2 separate regions of the Homo sapiens genome follow, and region 2 is linked to region 1. Evidence: read pairs that join two places in POLR2A ChIA-PET (ENCODE). Cell type or tissue: GM12878. All regions are shown on one strand.

Region 1 (2,500 bases):
TGTGGGAAGATTTTTAATTACTGACTTAATTTTGTTAACAGTTATCAAGCCAGTCAGATTTTCTATTATTGCCTGAGTCATTTTTGGTAATTTATATTTTTCTGAGAAGTTGGCTGCTTCATATAATTTTTCAAATTATTTTTATAAACTTATAATATTCTTCTTTTATCTTTATAATTACTGCTACATCTGTGGTTTGGTCCTCTTTTTATCTCAGTCTTAATATTTTTTATTTATAACTTCTCTGTCTTTTCTTGATCAGTTTTGCTGGAAGTTTATCCATTTATTAGTGTTTTTAAAGATATAACTCTTAGCATCTTGATCCTCTTTATAGCTTTTATGTTTCCTATTTTATTAACTTCTTCTCTTGCCTTTATTATTTCTTTTTCCTACTATCTTTGGGTCTATATTGTTTTTCAAAGTTGACTTCTTAAATTGAATGTTTAGTGCAGTCATCTTTAATTTTTATTTCTTAAATATAATCAACATAATGATTATAGAAATTTATAAAATAAGTTGCCTTATCTGTATTGCTTTTTTTTCCCTCTACTAGTTTGGAAGTTATGCAGTTTATTTCTAGTCTTTTAGTGTATCCCTAGAATTTTTTCATGTATATTTAATCAATGTGTCTAATGTTAGTGAATATTTTATTCTCTTGAATAATCTAAATATATCCATATGCTTTTCCTTCAATTACCTCTCAATCAATTTACATGCTATTATTGTCAGCAGGTAAGAACTATATTTAACTCAGTCTGGTTTTTATTTTCTCATCTCCATAAATTAGACATTGTTATCTCTAAGTTACTCCATGATTAAAAAAAAGTCATCACCATTTTGGGTTCCAAGGTAATTATTGCAAGTCCTAATTATTGCAAGACTTATACTGGCCTTCATTGTCCTAAGGAGTGCAGACTTTTAGTCTAGGCCTGATTTGGAGGATACCAAAACTATTTTAAAAATCAAGTCTGTGAAACTATTGCTGTTTCTGAGAACTGTTTACCTCAGACAAATTTCCCCTTGATTGAGATGATCAAACAACGGCTACTCTCTCACCCTTTCCTGTTTTCATACTCTGACACATACTGTGTTTTCTTTCTAATGAAACAAGTCTGGGGAATTTTCTAGTACCCCTAAAAACCTGCTTTTAAAAATAAAGTTCATGAAATATTTCCCCTCTTACTGGGATTCCACTGATTTCCACTGGTTCCCTTTCCTTTCCTTGCACCTGAAGCCTTGGGTCTTTACTGGCAAATAAAGTATTTGGGTAAGGCATGAGATATTTAATATGTGAAAACAAAAAGCCTCAGTAAATAGTGGAGATGTGGGCTTTACTTGTCAGAGTGCATTCCATGTGTTTCCTGAGTAAACGTTTCAGAAAAACCCTTAAAGACAACAGACTCTAATCAGGCCAGCACAGCACACACACACAAAAAGTCCAAGTGAAAGCGTAAGATAAGAGAGAATTATGACTATTCTCTCTAAAAAGGAAAGCTCTATTTCTGAAAGTGTAGAGTCAAAACAGTTGAATTCTTCATCCTTACAGTCCTGCTGGGAGTGAAGAACTACCAGATTTCTGACCCGAACAAGAGCAACGACCTGCCTCCAAGCTGTCGGACTCTAAAACTCATGCCCTGATGCAAATGACCCTCTCAATGGATCCCTGGTACACACGTTGGGTTCCTTGATTTTGGTCTCACTCAAAGTTTATTGTGTGTCAAATTTATAAAAAGGGAAAAGCCCGTCTGTGACCAGATGAAGAGACAATGCAAATCTTACCTGGCTATGACGGTGCTGGATCACAGCAGGCCTGCAGGCCCTCAGGGAGGCAACGTAGCTTCCCTGCAGACGTCCTGCGGGTGCTGGGGTGAGAAGACAACAGGCCTTTGGAAGACGTGGCTGCAAAGTCAAGCCACAAAGTGACAATGATGACCTCTGACTGAGAATTAGAAGACTGAAGGGAGAATGTTAAAATGTGGTCAAGATTTTGATTGCAAAATCTACACTCAAAATGATCTTTTAGGTTGTTTTTTTTTTAAATCCATAAAATGGGTTTATCTGAGATAAAGAGACATCTCTTTGTTCAGTATGGGGAAATTTCTTCCATAAATATGCAGTAATAGAGGATGTTTTTCCCTTTGAAGTTTACTGCTTATAGTATTTCTAGATCTCAACTTGTGAACATTACCAATATTGCAACATTTTGCTTCATCACTGAGTGTTTTAAGTTTTACCTCTCATTTCTTGAATGGTTGTAGAGACTGTCAAATGGAAGTCTGGGGCATATCTTTTCTAAACTTGCTTAGAATCCTTCTAGAGCTTATCTTTTTCTTAAGATTGAGGGCTGTCATAGATGAATTTAAATTTCTTTCTATGTTTCCAATAGAAAATTCATGTTTAATTTCTAAATGAATATAAGGTATTCTTTTTGAGAGTAGTTTCATTTTTTTAATCATAATCACTTAAAAATATCTAAGTGTTTTGTGAGGATAGAAACTTT
Region 2 (2,500 bases), 170 kb before region 1:
AAAGAATGTAGATCTATATACATTGACATGAAAAGATGTCATAATATAATATTACAGGAAGGAGGTAGATTTCTTGACATTGTCAAAAATACTATGATCCCATTTTAAAAATGTGGGTGTTTGTCTGAATGTGGGTATGTATAGAAAAAAGTCTGGAAAGATAGATTCTAAAACATAACAGAGTGCTTTGGGGTGGTAAAATTAGGAGAGATCTTTGTTTTATTCTTTGTACCTTTTTGGTGGTATTTTCTGAATTTTTAGCAATGACTAGATTACTAATATGTCAAAATAAAATTATTCAAAATTGTTCCTTAAATATTTCTGAAAAACTCTTTGGGAATAACTTTGGTTTAACCAAAGCCATGATAACTGAAATTTTTATTATTCGGACTCAGGTTTTCACATTCATATTTTTTCCTGTCCTAAGTCAGTAGGGAAACCTTTGTAAATAATAAAATATTTCAAGAATTTGGAACAAAATGACAATCACAGAGTACTGACCTCATTTCCACAACGGTTAAAAGTATTGAAGAAAAAGAAATCTTGAGAGGGCAGCAGACAAAAAAATCTGAGCAGCATTGACCTCTGTGAAATCGGCTCCTTGGCAGGGGTGGGGGTGTGGTGGAACGGAAGATAAATGAGGATTTCACGTCTTCCTTGGTTTGTTATTGGCCTTATTGTTCCCCAAACTTCATAAATTTCCCCAAATAGTAGGCTTTAGGGTGCAAGAGAACTACTCCCCTTGTCCATGTCACTCTTCTCCCATCTTGGTTGAATTTCATCTTATTTGCCTTGTTATCTGGACATAGAGTTCTTGGCTTTGCAACTTGTGCTAAGGTGGCAGAAAAATTTCCCAATTCAACCCAGTCTTTTGTGAGACTCGGGGGCCTAATGCTGACCATATTTGCAACGGAATTGTTCTATGACTCACAACACTACCCATCCATGAACAGACAACAAGGATGTCTCAGCCCCAGATCTTGGGGCTGGAGGAGGGGCAGCCTTTGGGGACTGTGGGGTGATTGTAAGGAATCTGTGATTTCATATAGGTCCCAAGTTTAGAAAACAAAATCGACAAAAAGACAATTACTGTTATGTGGGGGCCAACATTTTGAAACACAGGTTAAAAAGGAGTTCTTATTTTCAAAAGTTTACAAACTACAAATTAAGAAAATAAACTGTATGGTCTTTCCTGTATTTGTATCTCTGTACATGCAGTTTCCCTCTCCCCATCCCCACCCACAACTTTCCTGCCCTGCTGAACCCAGCAGGGGCAGGATGCCCAGCACACAGCAAGTTTTCTTTTTTGAGACGAAGTCTTATTCTGTCGCCCAGGCTGGAGTTCAGTGGTGTGATTTCTGCTCACTGCAACCTCTGCCTCCCGGGTTCAAGCGATTCTCCTGCCTCAGCTTTCCAAGTAGCTGGGACTACAGGGCTGCGCCACTACACCCGGCTAATTTGTGTGTGTGTTTTTTTTTGTTTTTTGTTTTTTTTTTTTTTTTGAGACGGAGTCTTGCTCTGTCGCCTGGGCTGGAGTGCAGTGGCGCGATCTTGGCTCACTGCAAGCTCCGCCTCCTGGTTCACTAGAATGAGGCCATTCTTCTGCCTCAGCCTCCCGAGTAGCTGGGACTACAGGTGCCCGCCACCACACCCTGCTAATTTTTTATATTTTTTATATTTTTTAGTGGAGACGGGGTTTCACCGTGTTAGCCAGGATGGTCTCGATCTCCTGACCTTGTGATCAGCCCACCTCAGCCTCCCAAAGTGCTGGGATTACAGGCGTGAGCCACCGCACCCGGCCAATTTTTGTATTTTTAGTAGAGATGGGGTTTTGCCGTGTTGGCCAGGCTGGTCTCGAACTCTTGACCTCAAGTGACTCTCCTGCCTTGGCCTCCCAAAGTGCTGGGATTACAGGCATGAGCTACCATGCCTGGCCACATAGCAAGTTTTCAACAAGACTGTTTAGTCCAAATTGTATAGCCCTGTATAACAGCCCACCCACTTCTTTCCCTTCATCTTATTTCTCTTAGAACAAAATTCACACATGAATTACAGAAAAAGGGAACCAAACTGATTGTGGTGGTACTTAAAGGTGGGTGAAGGAGAGGCGTTGGTCATCTTCATGTTCCTAGGCCTCATTATTGCTTTACTGACTAGAAGAATTCACAAAATTTTCTAAACATTTCTTTTCCAAAACAAATGTGGAAATGCTTGCTATTGTAAAATGGAAAACCTTATGCATTCTGAAGAACTTTATAATCATAAGTCTGTGTATCTGAATTGGAGGAAAAAATGACATGTGAAGGAAACATTTGTAGACTCCAGTTTCAGCTACTATAGCATTTCTTTAAATAAAAGTGAAAAGAATATTACCTCAGATTTATGAATAACTGCTTTGTCTATGTTACTCTCAAAATCAGCATTTCACCAAAGAACTTTGTGTTCTATTGTTTTTTTTTTTCTTTGAACTACTTTTCTTTCCATGTGATAATGTCAGGAT

What was found. Peaks named below come from ENCODE experiments on the same cell type or tissue, not always from the same donor. Only the 100,000 strongest peaks of a DNase experiment are listed, where the experiment ranks them.
Region 2: POLR2A ChIA-PET joins it to region 1 with 9 read pairs; 6 of 35 experiments call an interaction of 5 or more read pairs at or near these places.

Annotation. Positions count from the first base shown.
Region 1 is chr6:149,139,579-149,142,078 of GRCh38, reverse strand. LOC124901426 (a long non-coding RNA gene) reads right to left here and starts at 1,930. Exons shown (of 2, transcript XR_007059807.1): 1 at 1,780-1,930. RefSeq lists an enhancer at 1,354-1,583. In GM12878, no CTCF peak of the experiment used is centred here; DNase peaks (open chromatin) are centred at 1,028 and 1,718; H3K4me3 peaks cover 1,521 bases; H3K27ac peaks cover 2,345 bases.
Region 2 is chr6:149,305,560-149,308,059 of GRCh38, reverse strand. It overlaps a transcript of TAB2 not described here. Among named protein-coding and RNA genes, the nearest start is that of TAB2, 11 kb to the left of the region's middle. In GM12878, no CTCF peak of the experiment used is centred here; no DNase peak of the experiment used is centred here.